Regions from separate parts of the Homo sapiens genome. Here region 2 is linked to region 1. A link is a contact called in ENCODE Hi-C data. All regions are on one chromosome and are shown on one strand. Each heading gives the region's core, a stretch centred on a gene start or an enhancer-like site at or near the end of the contact. The rest is flanking DNA. Distances are from core to core; before and after follow the strand shown.

The links. Hi-C counts contacts between places; a loop is a spot of excess contacts on that map. Pooled maps may share reads with other maps.
Region 2: a map of CD8-positive, alpha-beta T cell shows a loop between it and region 1 (21-fold over the local background). The contact joins the promoter of NMNAT3 here to the promoter of NME9 in region 1. A Hi-C loop is called at or near these places in 2 of 168 maps with a recorded cell type or tissue (CD4-positive, alpha-beta T cell and CD8-positive, alpha-beta T cell) and 4 of 50 pooled maps.

The regions. Positions count from the first base shown.
Region 1 is chr3:138,327,296-138,334,920 of GRCh38, forward strand. NME9 (NME/NM23 family member 9) reads right to left here and starts at 2,556. Exons shown (of 11, transcript NM_001349018.2): 1 at 2,008-2,556. The coding sequence starts at 2,040. LOC124909438 (a long non-coding RNA gene) reads left to right here and starts at 2,638. Exons shown (of 2, transcript XR_007096113.1): 1 at 2,638-2,875.
Region 2 is chr3:139,674,928-139,682,552 of GRCh38, forward strand. It overlaps NMNAT3 (nicotinamide nucleotide adenylyltransferase 3), which reads right to left and starts at 3,045. Exons shown (of 7, transcript NM_001401600.1): 1 at 2,778-3,045. RefSeq lists a silencer at 3,099-3,148.

The DNA.
Region 1 (7,625 bases), core at 1,306-3,805:
AACCCTGGGCCCACAACTACAGTCCTGAGGAAGGTGATAGAAGCGTTCGGAAGGGCCCCACACCCCTACCCAGAGGCTCAGACTTAAGTCACCAGCAGCTCTCTGTGGCCCACCCCTGTCATGGAGTGAGTCCCACCAGCTCTGGGGCCAGGACTCTGGGCAGTTGAAGAATCTCAGCCCTGGGAGCCAGGCAAGAGTGGAACAGTGTGGGAACTATCCGGACTTCACTAAGCCTGCATTTGGTAGGGAATGAATAGGGAATGTGTGGCACCTTTTACCCAGACTGTCCCTTGATGTCCTGTGATTTCTGCCTGTCTCAGTTATAAAGGGAACCCTGAATAACCTTGCTGAGAGAGAGGACAAGGTTCCTGGGTTGGCCAACTTTAGGCATTGCTTTCAAGGGGTTTACCTTATAGAGAGGTGACCTTTACACAGATGCCTCAGTAGAAGACGGGAGGGGAGGCTGCTCGCTCTCCTCCTTTCAGCAGGAGGGAGCACTTAGTTTGAGTACTGCATTGTACTCAGAGCTCTGAGTAATACACATGAAAAAATAACAACATTGCTAACAAAAGTTATTACCCCCATAGGAGCTCTAGGGCATCAACACATGAAATGACCATAATATGGGGCAATAACATTAGAGACACCACAGACAACATCAGACCAGCCAGGAAGTGTCTAAAGGAGTCTCATCACAGCTCTGCAGGCGTTACAGGACAGGTATCATCCCTCCTGTCTACGTAAAGGATACGGAGGCCAGAGAGTTGAGGAAATGAGTCACACAGCAATGAATGGTAGGACCAGTTGATCAGAATTTACTTCAACCAGAACATTCACGTATGAAGTGGCTTCTGACTCTAGAATCCTAGAATATCAAGGCTGGAAGAAGGCCCTTAGGGATAATTCACACAACATCCTCATTCCATAGATGGGCAAGCTATAGCCTGGAGAGGTTATGTGATGTAGTCAAAGACACAGTTGGCTATAGAGGACACAAGAACTACATCAGGTCTTCTGACTTCCAGTCTAAAAATCCCACCCCACCCCACCCCACACCCCTCCCACCCCCAGCATGGGGTACCCTTAGAATGATGCTGCTTTCCCCTTTCCTCTTTTTTAAACCACTAGGCTTTTGAAATCCACATGCAAACTGCTGGTCCTGCTGAGGACAATAAGAGAGAAACCAGATGTCTCAAAACCACTAATGCTCTATTATCTAGGAGGCGCTGTAGCCTTGGTATGCATCTTACTGGGGCCAGCTGATGATGAGGCATTTTAAGTTCGTTTTAAAATGTTCCCATGTTGCAGATCATCCAGCTGATCTCCTTATGACCAAGCACTCTCTCCTAATTCCAGGGTCTATGCCTGCATGTTTTTACCATCACTTCAGAATCAACCACTATCTATTGTCCAGGACCAAGAAGAAGAGCAGCTGCTGGCTTCTGAATTCACTTGTCCCACATGCAAATGAAGTAAGACACTCTATATAACATATGTCCAGCACATAATATATCTCAAAACATATTTGTTAATAAGTGAAATTTGATGAGAACAGTGGTGGGAAAACTGGGTCTCCACAGAGCACACAGTTACAGACTCATGCCCAAAGTCAAAAGAACCTATACTGTATTCTCTGTGCAAGCTGCAGTTGTATTTCAACAAGAACAAAATAACGGTCACATCGAGTTATGTTGATTCGTATTTTCTTAGTTTATAGTTTTATTTAATGCATGTTTAGGTTTTATGGTTGTATAAGCACTATAAATGTAAACAGCTTCTACTCAGTTTTGTTTGCATTAATTTTGTTTGCGTAAAATTTGTCATCACTGGGGTTCCAAGATAAGTTTTGTCCCTTTAAGACGGAAGGGTACATCACTCAAGTTTGAGAACACTGTCACGTACTGCTGGCAAACAGAATGTCACTTTTATACTGCAACCCCGCTCTAATCACCCTCCTCTTCCCCGAGCCCAACCCAGAGCTGGAAGCTAGCGCCCCTTGAGGCTTACCTGCAGGGCAATTTCCTTCTTCCTGCTGCCCATGGCTCTGCAAAGAAGACGAAGCCCTGTTACCGCGGCCGTGGGCCGTTCCCCCGCAGCCTCGCGACAAACCGCTGCGTGGATCAGCAAGCCCAGAGCCTCCTTCAGACAAGCCCCCCTCCTACGGCCCCCGGCCCCTTTTTAAGGTGCTTCTAACTGGCGGCAAATCAGCACACTGATACAAAGTGAACACCCCGCGAGGAAGCGGAGCCTGCAGTCCACGGGCTCGTGGCTCGCCGGGCGGTTTTCTGGGGATCTGCGAAGCCCCCTCCCCACCCCGGAGCCGGCCAGGGGGCGCGCGCAGAGGCCGGAGTCAGTGCGCCGGGCGCGGTGCAGCCTGTCGGGCACAGGGTCGCCAGTCGAGGAATTCTGACAAAAAAACGACATGGGACCCTGTTATCCCTGCTGTTCTTATGGATTACTGGGAAAGTGAGCCACTGCGAACGACAGGTACAAGATCTTCGACGCGCCCGGAGTCACCAACCGAGTCTGCCGCGACCTAGCCGCGGTCGTCATGGCAACCTGGCCCCCCCGCCAGGCCTGCCAGGAAAGCCGGCGGACACGTAAGCCACGCCCACTCTGGGCCCAACGCAGTCTCTCCGCGGAGGCTCTGAACCCAGCCAGGGAGAGGCAGGAGGGAGTCCCGCCCCTTGCCCTCCATATCGGACCATAGGAACCCACTCATTGGCTGCAGTGTTTGTCAGCGTCTGGAGGCTTCGAACCCACCAAGCAAAGACCCAGTGCATCTGTGCGTTGCACAGTCGCATCTGTGAATCCCTGCATCCCTCCTGCCCTGCCTGCCAAGACTGATGTGCAGCTTTTCTACCATCACATACCGGTATAATGTGTGCAAGGTGGGGGGTGTCTCCAGGTTTTGAGGGATCTGCAAGCGTTCTCTTTAAGGCAAAGAATATGAAATTACAAATTCAAAATTAGATATGAAAGTCAAGTGAGACACATACAAAACAGTTACAGACATTGTAGATATTAATCCAACTGTATCAATAACCACTTTAAATGTGAATAATCTGATTACACCAATTAAAAAAGAGATTGTCAGAATGGATTTCAAAAACAAACAAAGCCCAATCGTGTGTTATCCACAAGAAAATACATTAAAAGCAAAAGGATAGAGAAAGCTATACCAGGCTGACACTAATTAAAAAAATAGCTGAAGTAGGTATGTTAATTTCAAGAAAAGCAGACTTCAGAACAAGGAAATTTATCAGGTATAAACAGGGACATTACATAAAGTTAAAGGGATCAGTTATTTGGGAAGACATAACAATACTTAATATGTATGTACTTAAAAACAGAGCACCGAAATATGTGAGGCAAAAGAAGATAAAACTGCAAGGAAAAATAGGTAAACTCAGTATTATAATAGAATGCTTTCATACCATTTTTAAAAAGTAATTAATACATCCAGCAGAAGCAAATGAGCAAGGATATAGTTGAACTGAAAAATATCAAATTGATCTAATTGACATTTATGCAATATTTAGTTCAACAACAGCGGAATATAGATTCTTTCTCAAGCTCACATGGGACATTCACTGAGATAGACCACAATCTAGGCCATAAAACATAGCTTAACAAATTTAAAAGGATAGAACAAAGTATGTTCTCTGACTGCAATAGAATTAAACTAGGAATCAATCACAGCTGATGAAAGAGATCTCACAGATTTAAATAAATGAAGAAATATTCCGTGTTCATGGATAGGAAGAATTAATATTGTTAAGATATCAATTCTTCCTAAGTGAAGCATACACCAAATGATTTCCATCCAGGGAGTGCTGATACCCTGTTTGGCCATGAGGTACCCAGCAACCCTCTGTGAAGTACAGGGCGATGGGTATACTGGAGACCGAACATCTTCCTACCTGTCATCCTGCCTTCTCCCACTTCAGCTCCGAATCCACCTACTCTTTTCTTGCATTCAGTCCCATGGCAATATTCAGTTCCATGATAATATTACGCAGAGCCACAGGCAGTCCTTAAGACACCACATTGCAAACTGAGTTGACTAGATGCAAATCATGTTCATTGCCACAAGGTGGTGGTTGCTGAAGCTCTTGAATGGTGTGGAATCTCCCTTAGAATTTAGTTTCCAAAATAAAATTCAAATCAGATGCTAAATTCCTCTTGCCAGCACATGGAAAGATAGTGACATTTATTCTTTCTGAAAGGGTTAAATTTCTTACCATGTGGTCTCTATTACAAAATGTACTCACATCTTTGCCAGGCTAAACCTCAGAAACAAATTTAGGTAAACCACATGTCCCAGTTTGCCTGGGACACCCCCACTTTTCACCTGTTGTCCCATGCAATTATTAATAGCAACCCCTCTCACTTTCAAAAGTGTACAGTTTGGGTAGGGTGCAGTAGCTCACGCCTGTAATCCCAGCACTCTGGGAGGCCGAGGCAGGTGGATCACTTGAGGGCAGGAGCCTGGCCAACATGGTGAAACCCTGTCTCTACTAAAAAAAAGTATCAAATAACTGGGCCTGGTGGTGCATGCCTATAATCCCAGCTACTTGGGAGGCTGAGGCAGGAGAATCACTTGAACCCAGAAGACGGAGGTTGCAGTGAGCCAAGATCGTGCCACTGCACTCCAGCCTGGGTGACAGAACAAGACTCCATCTCAAAGAAAAAAAAAATTACAGTTTGGACAACATGGAACCTCATCAGTTTTTTCCCAGATGAATCACCTTGGGCCACTCCTGCTTTTTAATAAAACTTCCATCTTTTACATGTTTTGTGACACAGGTGAATGGTTTTTTTTGTTGTTGTTGTTTTTGTTTTTTTGGTTTTTTTTTGAGACAGAGTCTTGCTCTGTCACCTGGGCTGGAGTGCAGTGGCGTGATCTCAGCTCACTGCAACCTCCGCCTCCCGCGTTCAAGCAATTCTCCTGCCTCAGCCTCCCGAGTAGCTGGGACTACAGGCATGTGGCACTATGCCCAGCTAATTTTTGTATTTTTAGTAGAGATGGGGTTTTACCCCGTTGGTTGGCCAGGATGGTCTAGATCTCTTGACCTTATGATCCGCCTGCCTCAGCCTCCCAAAGTGCTGGGATTACAGGCATGAGCCACTGCTCCCCGCTGGGTCAGTGTTTTTATTTATTATCCAAAAGTCAGATTTTTTCAAATGTATCTATTTTTAATCAGCCCTTCCCTCAGTGATGTACTTTTTTGTTTGTTTTATTTTAATGCAAAACCTGCTAACTAAATTTAAGGGCTACTGAGGTGTTTTAGAGTTCAAAAGATTAAAAACCAAACTCTTCCTCCTGCAACTCATGTTTATTGCCACAAGGTGGTGGTTTACTCAAAATAAACCCTTCTGAGACCCAAATTGGACACTAGGAGCATTTTCTTTATCAAAATGCTTCAGAACTGATGTGACTCTGTAAAACAAGAATGACCCTCCTCACTTTAAGAGGAAATCATAGACCAAAGCAGGCTGTGCTTCCTCGGATGCCTTCCCGTTTTTCATCGTAGAAGATAAGAATGTATATACACATCTTCGTCTAACCTAACTCCTCTCTCCTTCCAGGTGTAATGTCTTCTTTTTTCCACAAGTAACAGCAGGTCCCTCCTGTGCCTTGCTCTGAGGAAGGCAGCTGGGAGTGGTAGAACTGGGAACTTTAGGGTCAGACAGATGTGGGCTGGATCACAGATACACCTACTACCTGTCTAAGCTTGGGTGAAGCTACTTCAGCTTATTCAGTCAGTCTTAGTTTCCTCATCTTTAAATTTTTTTTTTTTTAAAGAAATGGGGTCTTGTTATGTTGCGAGGTGCCTGGAACACCTAGGCTCAAGCAATCCTCCCACTTCAGCCTCCCAGGCAGCTGGGACTGCAGGTGTCCACCACCATGCCCGGCTTGTTTCCTCATCTTTAAACAGGGAAATAAGACCTACCTTTCAGGAATGTTGTGGAGAGAGGTAATGCGTTTCAAAGTTTCTTGACATTAAAACCAGTATTACTGTTGGCCGGGTGCAGTGGCTTACGCCTGTAATCAGTCCCAGCACTTTGGGATGCCAAGGCGGGTGGATCACGAGGTCAGGAGATCGAGACCCTCCTGGCTAACGTGGTGAAACCCCGTCTCTACTAAAAATACAAAAAAAAATTAGCTGGGCGTGGTGGCGGGCGCCTGTAGTCCCAGCTACTCGGGAGGCTGAGGCAGGAGAATGGCGTGAACCCGGGAGGCAGAGCTTGCAGTGAGCCGAGATTGCACCACTGCACTCCAGCCTGGGCAACTGAGCAAGACTCCATCTCAAAAAACAACAACAACAACAAAAAACCCAAAAAACAGTATTATTGTTGTTGTTGTGAAGGTATCATGCCCCCTTTCCACAGTATAGATACGTTGGGCAGCAGCTTCCCAGCCAAGGATTGCAAGCCATAACTCCCCAGGAGGTTCATCCAAGTTGTTGTGTGGATCAATATTTTAATTCCTTTTTATTACTTCGTATTCCATGGTCTCAGTATATCACCATTTGTTTCAAATTAATATTTGAGTGGGATATGAGGTTTTTTATTTCCCCATATGGATTTCTGGTTGCATAAGCACCATTTGCTGAGAAGACTTTCCTTTACTTCACTGGATTGATTTGGTGTCTTTGTCAAAAACCAACTGGCCATGTAAGTGTGAGTTTCCTTCAGGATTCTCTAGTCTATTCCGCTGATCTAGTTGACCATCCTTATACCAGTACTTGATTACTAGTTGTATAGTAAGTCTTAAAATCAGGTAATCTAAGTCATCCAACCTTGTTTTTCTTTTTCAAAATTATTTGTCTATTTTAAGTTCTTTTACTTTCATACAAATCCTAGAGTCAATCTGTTAATATGTCTGTCTTTAAAAATCCTCTTGAAAATTTGATTAAATTGCATTAAACCTAAAGATTGACTTGGGAAGAATTGACATCTTAATAATGCGGAGTCCTCCAGTCCATAAATAGGATGTGTGTTCCATTTATTCTTTAACTTCAGCAATGTTTTATAGTTGTTAAACCAATCTTGCAAGTCATTTGTATTCATTATGCTATTATTAATGAAATTGACTTTCAAAATTTATTGCCAATTTTGTGCTGCCAGTACATAGAAATACAACTGATTTTTTGTATATTGACTTTGTATTCTGAGATCTTGCTAAACTCACTTATTAGTGCTGGTAGTTTCTTTGTTGATTGTGAGGGTAACTTTGAAAACACAAGATAGTGAGCCATAAAATGGAAGCAGCTAGTCTGAGCCTAACAACCTGCCTTGGACTGTGTTGCATTTTCTTCGTGTCGTAGTAGTCATTGGGGGTTACAATCAAACTGCTCATCTGTATTGTGAGTCCCTGTAGGGCAGGTTGTCCCAGCTACTTCCTAGTGAATCTTTTTTAATGAACCTCAGGTTTCCATCATGACCTGAACGAATGAGCCCTATGCTGCCCACCATTCATGCTTACTGAGAAGTCAGAGGAGATGACAAGGAGACTTCTACATGTTGTAGAGGAAGCTGACCATAGGTCCCTCCTGTTGACCGATGTTTCTCCATGGGTCTCTCATGCATCTGCATATTTTTCAAGCAGAGGCACTGAC
Region 2 (7,625 bases), core at 1,795-4,294, 1.3 Mb after region 1:
ATTAGCTACAGTGATTCTCATTTTACAGATGCAAAAACAGGTTTAGAGCACTTTGGTGATACATGGGAAAGTCACACGAGCAATTTTATCTGACTACAAGACTATGGTGTTCACCACTAAGCTGCGACATACATGAAAATATTTGGCCCTCAGCAAATGCTTAAATACATTAGTCATCTTTCCTTACCTTCGTATTCCTTTTAAACATACACACACACACACACACACACACACACGTGCACATATACCATGAAAAATCTGCCTCTTGGGTTTATGTTCATTTATTTGTTCATTACTGATTCATGCCTTTTTGGCCTGGTACTCTGCTGGGTGAGAAGTTTGCAAAATTAGACTCCATAGCTCCCAGGTCAAAGAGCCAGAACGGTCTCAGGCAGTTACCATGCTCAAAGGGATGGCAAGGGTCTGCAAGGTGCAGTGGCAGCCCCCTGCAGGGAACCCCCACTCAGCCATCAGTTAGAGACACATCATCAAAAAGACCATTTTAGACCCTTTTCAACCCTAGTTTTCTCCAACTTTTGCTACGCTTTCTTTGGCCTGAGTCTACAAAGACACTGGGGCTTTCTGGGGCTTTCTGACAGTGCAGCTGCCCAGGAGGCCCTTTATCATGCAGAACACCCCTCTCTGCTGCCAGGCTCTTGCTTTATGGCAAAACCACTGCAACAGATAATCTAACCCCCTGACTAATCACCCTGCACAATTCCTCATACTGCCTCCACTCCTATCCCTCTCCCGCCTCTGCCCTGTCTTGTTTCATCAATTTTTGTCCAGACTAAGGAACGATATCAATAGTTATAGTAGTAGTATCCTCCCACATGTCAGGTACTGCTCTATGTATTTTAGGTCCTCATTAAATCCCCATAATAACCTTCTGAGGTAGACACTACAACTATGTATATTTTAGTTCATTCAGGAGAAGGAGAGGGTGGGAGTTAATATTTCTTCAGGGCCAACGATATGCTAAGCACCTGTTAAGCCTGAGCAATCCTCACGACTCACAAGGTGAGTGAGCTGCCCAGGGTCAGTCACAGAGCTGAGAAGTGCCAGGTCTGTGACCACCAAGCCTGGAGCTTCCCTTCTCATGGGCTGGCATCCTGCAGTGGTCTGAGAGGGGAAAAGAGAGGCTGCACAATGGCTGCTCTCTCTCCTCTTCCCTCCAACACCCTCTGTTAACATCATACCTGTTCTTTTTTACCACTCCCCACAAATGGTGCCAGACTCCTGCCTCATCTGGGTTCCCCTACTCTCTGGGCCTCTCAGTTGGTTTTCATGGAGCACTTTCTTTGTCTACAACAATGTTGTGAACAGAGCCAAATAAGAAATTGGGATCATTTGAGCCAATAAAATACAGTGAGCAGCTGACAGATGTTTCCTGAAACCTAAAATGCTCTCCCAAATCCATGGGGTCTCAAGGTCTGACACGTCCTTAGCAAGGTCCCAGCATAGTTGCTGCTTCTGGGAAGTCTTCTGTCCAGTTTTAAGAGGTGACACCAAAAGCTGAGAACCACCAATGAAATTCAAGAAGTAACTGATGCTCAGTGGAGCTGTGTGAACCATACCTTCAGGGGCTCCTGGGTGGCTTTCTGAGAAAAACAGAGAAGCTTTCCCCTGCAAGGCCAGTGGGTAAGAACCCTTTCTCTGGGTTGTGCCAGGGTGGAACTGTCACTTTATTTCACCTGGCCCACCGGACATGGGCTCCAGGAGGGCAGGGCCCCTGTCTGATTTCTCTCTGAATCCTCAGAGCCAGGGTAAAGTGGGCGCCAGTTAAATGTTTCAAGAATGAACAACTAAACCAGTCATCATTTTAGAGAACAGGCTGTTTGAGAGATTCTACTCAGAACCACTTATTTGATAGAGGAAGAAACAGGACTCAAGGAGAGGGGAAGTGACTTTGCTGAGAGGCAGGCACACTGTGTTTAGTCCAGAACAACATCAAGCCTTGGATGTTTAGTGCAGAGTAACATCCAGCACCCATCACGCAGTGCTAAGTCATTTACATTCACCATTTCCATTCTCAATGGGTAGAACAATCCCATTTTACAGAGGAGAACGTTAAGGTTAAGGAACTTGCTTTCCCCCCAGCTCTCTGCAGGCCAGCCCCACCAACCCTCCTTTCCTCAAGCCACATTCTCTCCCAACAAAATGAGTTTGCTCTGTTGTTCCCCGCCCGGGAATTCTCTAAAGTTTTAGTTCCAGCAGCCTTTGTAGCTGGGGGCCCTGATAAAATCTCTCCAGCACCCTAGAATTTCAATCTTCATAGCTCTGACCACAGTTTTAACGTTCACACTTGTTTGCATAGATATCCATTTGCTGTCGGTCTCCCCCCACTGGACTGTGAGCTGCACGGGGGAGGGCACCACATTTTTTGGCCTGCTACTGTAACCCCAGCACTTAGCCCAGCAGCGGACACTGAGTGGAACACGTTAAGTATTTGTTAGACACTGTGCTTATATTTTTAACCTTTGAGTGCACGAGTGCTAAAGGTGGGATCCGAACCCACGTCTCCGGGACTCTGGTCATAGCCAAAGGGGAGCTGGGGGTTAGGTTGACACGCTGCAGCGAGAACCGCCGGCGCGCAGAGGCAGCGCGGAGCTGTCCCCCCGGTTCGCGCCACCCCGGATGGCTCCGCACTCCGCCGCCACCTGTCGCCCCAGCGGGGACTCCCAGGACTCAGTTAGGGGCCAGGAGTCACGTGGGCCCGGGCATTCAGCCGCGATCCAGGTCCTAGTGGGCTGACGAGGGGCCCACGCTGCGCTTACCTGCTATTTGCAGGGCTCAGCAACGGCGCTCGGCGAGTCTCGGGGGACTGCGGGGGACTAGGGGACCTGCTGGGCCTAGCAGGGGCTGTCGGTCAGCGCGCGGCCCGGCGCCCGAGGTCCGAGAGGGAAACGACGTTTGGTCTCGGGACTCAAGGCTGCCTCCGGCCCGGGCAGCCTCAGGTCTAGATCCCCTAGTACCTGAGCTGGAGGCGGGGCCAAGGCGAACTTGACCTTGCGCTCCCTTAGCGGCCCCGGGCAGATGGAGTCTGAGGGAAACAGATCTGCGCCCCGCCCCTTCGCTGGGGCGGGCCCTAAGGAGACCCGGCCCTGGCCCCGCCCAGGGTCCTAAGCCCCGCCCTCTCCCCTGCCCCCGCCCCCGCCCGCTGGCTCCCAACCGCCAAGGCTCTTTTGTGTTGCGTGCGTGTTTGCTTTTTTATTCTCCTGTTTTGTATTCTGTTTGTTTTGTATTTTTATTTAATTTTCTTTTAAAAAAATACATGAAAGTAACGCCCACTTACTTATTAGAAAATAAAATTATCTAGATTTGCTTATAATGAAAGCAACAGGCCACTTCTCCCTCCCATCACAGCTCTTTTTAACAATTCCTCCGTTAATTTCTTCTAGTGGTCACCCGCTTGTCGCAAAAAAAAAATAAATAAATAAAATAAAAAAATAAAAAAAGAAACTTACATAGCGATTTCTTGATTTATCCATTGACTTTCTGCCATGTTATATGAGGATCTACTCTCTTACTGCGCGGCCCCTGTTTCCTTCTGACAAATTTACACCTCTATTCTCAAGCCCTGCCCTGGTAAACGCCAGACCTCAAAGCAGGGAAGGATTTCTGGGGCCTGAAGCATACACAGTTGTGTGGGGAGAAGGAAGGGAGGGCTGCTTAAGAAAGAGAAGACAGAATTAGGGCTTGCCAGTGAACATTTATTTGGAATGAGAAAATAAATCTTAACAGAATCCTGGGGTCTTAGAGATTGGGGTCCCTATCCCCTAAAACCTTCTTAGGAAATTTAGGTCCCAAATTTGCTTCCCTAACGCAGTCTGGCTTCCTCTGCCCACCCAGAACTCTCCATAAGCCCCCAGGGCTCATGGGAGCCTTGCAGAGAGAGGCCTTGAAGGACAAGATTCACTAGATTCTGCCAATACAGTTTCCTAATGGAGTGAATTGGAGTGTGCGAAAAAGAGAGACATCAAGGATGATGTCAAGGTTTTTTGATTGCTGTACACTTAATTTCCAGCGTTTCCTAGACACAGGAACACAACCTCATCTTAGTATGGAGAGTGTTTTATAAGCCTGTCCACATCACCAGAGCCTCACGGTGCACCCATGAAGTTGGCTGGACGGGTGCACTGTCCACAGTTTTAGGAGGCCCATAAATTTGTCCCTTGTGTATTAGCACCGGGGGCATGCAACTTGCACCCAATAAGTACCCAGGTAAATGGTACTTCCCCACTCAGTCTGAAGACACAGTGTCCGTGCCCTCTCGGATCCCTTTTCTCTTACCTGTGGTGTAAAATGTGGCTCCAGAAGGTGATCTTGGACAAGTCTCTTTACTTCCCAAGCCTCACTTTCCTTTCGTATAATGGGAGGTAACAACCCCTACCGCACTGAGTTTTGGGGAGGATTAAGTGGCTTAACATCTTTGGATATTCTTTAATTGATAAGTCAGCTTATTTCCCAGCAGGGTGGGAGGCTCATGAGAAAGCTTAGGGATTTCTGAGAATCTTGTGTAGCATGTAGTACCACAGGTTGATTAGAGGCCTTCGATTAAAATCGTGGGCTGAAGAGTCATTCTGGGTCAGGGCCCTAGGCCAGGGAGGGAGAAGCTGCACACAGAGAGCAGAGAAGAGGCTGGGCAATGACTTCCTCATGCAAGGGAAGCTTTCTCTGCCTGAGGTAGTGAAGACTAAAGCTTGGTCTAGGAGGAAGCCTGGTTTCCTAGGCAAGAAAAAAGGAATGAATTAATGGCATTCACAGCAACTGGATGAGATTGGAGAGTGTTATTCTAAGTGAAGTAACTCGGGAATGGAAAACCAAACATGGTATATTCTCATAAGTGGGAGCTATGCTATGAGGATGCAAAGACATAAGAATGACACAGTGGACTTTGGGGACTCAGAGGGGAAGAATGGGAAGGGAGTGAGAGATAAAAGACTACAAATTGGGTTCAGTGTATACTGCTCGGGTGATGGGTATACCAAAATCTTACAAATCTCCTCTAAGGAACTTACTCATGTAACCAAATACCACCAGTTCCCTAATAACCTATGGAAATAAAAATATTTTTTTAAAAAAGTAGCGTCCCCTTGTGCTGGAAGGTAAGAACCTCATATAATAGCCAAGCTTTACCTAACCTAAGCGGTGAAGACGCAATGGCTGAGAAATCCATTTTGGAGAGGCAACTACCTCCTAATTTTTTAGAAGGAGGAATACCTAAATGCAAGTCTTGTATTTGCTTAAGCTCACAAAAAGACTACTGGATTATGGGTATAATGGGAATAATATTTTCAGATCTCTCCTTTATTGGTAAGTTTCATTTCTCCTGGATCCTATCTGCCATTATGGCTCAAGGAAGGTGGCCACCTAATGCCACCTCAGGAAGGAGGAAGATTTTACATAGAGGATGTCTCAGCTTGAGTGCCTCAGAACCAGATCCTGAGGTAAGAATTAATGCAAGTAGTTATTTGAGAGGTACATGGAACACCAGCAGAGTAATGAAGAAGCAATACAGGGAAGAAAAGGGGAGCTCAATAAAAGATTAAGCCAGCTACTATAATAGATGTTTAGGGCTTAATCCTAGGGGAAAACCCTAGAAAACTGTGTGAAGAGCATGCCTTGGAATCATCCCACCCAAGGCTGCAGGAGACAGGTCTCTACAGGGAAAAAAGCTGGAACTGACCACTTAGCTCATATTTTTGAACATTTAAAACATTATTTCTAGGCATAAAAATGTCATTACTAAAATGAGATCTGGCTACAGTATAACACTATTCTGCAGTTTCCTTCTATCACTTAACAGTGTGCTGATGAAGTTTCAGGAGGAACTCTTTGGGCAGTAAGCAATGTGCAGATGGCTGAGAGTCACAGTCCTGGGATGGACCTGAGGCCATTCTGGAAAGCTTGCTTGTGGATGGATTGTGATGAGGCCGTAGACTGGGGCAGCCTCTGTATTTGGATGAACCTATTCTAACCTTGACTTCTGACCTGTCGCTGAGGAAAAGCAAGCTTTGAGTGGGTAAAAGTAAAATGTAAAAGGGAGACTGGTGGACTTTTCAAATGACCAAAGAGGGCAAACTTTTCAGTCACTGCAACTACTTCAGCAGATGGGCATTTTCTTTTCTTTTCTTTGAGATGAAATTTCACTTTTGTAGCCCAGGCTGGAGGGCAGTGGCGTGCAACCTCCGCCTCCCAGGTTCAAGTGATTTTCCTGCCTCAGCTTCCCAAGTAGCTGGGATTACAAGCGCTCGCCACCACGCCCAGCTAATGTTTGTATTTTTAGAAGAGACAAGGTTTCACCATGTTGGCCAGGCTGGTCCTGACCTCAGGTGATCCACCCGCCTTGGCCTCCTAAAGTGCTGGGATTACAGGCATGAGCCACCGTGCCCGGCCAGGTGTTTTCTTACAAACAGTGAACAGATAGTGCTCATGCCAGATCTTTCTTATACAAGCATCAAAGCAGGTCCTCACTAGAAAACCTTCACTTTGTCAATTTGGCTTCATGGCTATACTTACTATTGAGCTAAAATTATCCTTTTAAAACGTGAATCAGTTTATAACACTCCTCTGCTCAAAAGTTTCCAGTGGCTTCCACCACAATTAGGGTAAAATCTCAAGTCCTCCCCCTGGTGTGCAAGGCCCTCAAGGATCTGCCCTGACAAGTGCTCCAGCTGTCAGCCATTCTCATCTCTGGTTTCCTTGACTCTGTTGCTGTTCCTTGGACACACTGGGCCTATTTGCACCTAGAACCATGGTGCTGCTGTCCTCATTGACCTAAATAACACACCGCCCACTCTTAGGATAACTTTCCCAATTCATTAGCTTTCTAGTAGACAGCTCCACTTAACAAACAAAAATACTCCCATACAACCCCTTTTGTAGTACTTACTACCTATCATTGGAGGATATTTTGCTCATTATCTGTCTCCCTCGCAGAAGTGTAGGGCCCAAGAGTGGCTGAATCTTTATACATTTTGTTCCCTGATATGTCCTCACACCCACAACAGTGCCTAGCACCTGATATTCAATAAATATCTGTTGAATGAATGAATGCATTGAATTGAGCAAATGAAAAATATATTCAGTACACATACAGATAAAAATATTCTAGAATGCAGACTTTCAACTAATCTTGGTTAGGTTCCTCTCAAACTGAAAAAAATTGTTAGAACACAGAAAAATAAAATGAAATGGCTGAGCTGTATTATGTAATCTGATTTATAATTACAGGTTGAGTATTAGACTGAGAACTTTTGCTTTTTTATATTTCACCCAATGTCTATGTTAAATGTTTAAGCAAAGGTTAGCTTGAGAGGCTACATACTCATTTAAAAGTAGTAAAAAGAAACAAGGTTCTCCTAGTCACTTTAATAATTCAGAATAGTATTCTGTGGCTTCTGTTGGCATTTGAGACCCCAAGATGGCAACTGGTTACCTGAAAATAAAGGCCTTGATCAAATATTTAACATCTCACTTATTTTCATTTTCTGCATATTTTGTATTCCTGATTCTCACTTTTTTTTTACCCATTCTGCAGTCACACAATTCACACACTGAAGTTAATAGAAATGTTCCATGGATTATTAAATGCAGCTAAGCAATGAGTTTTTGCTAGAAAA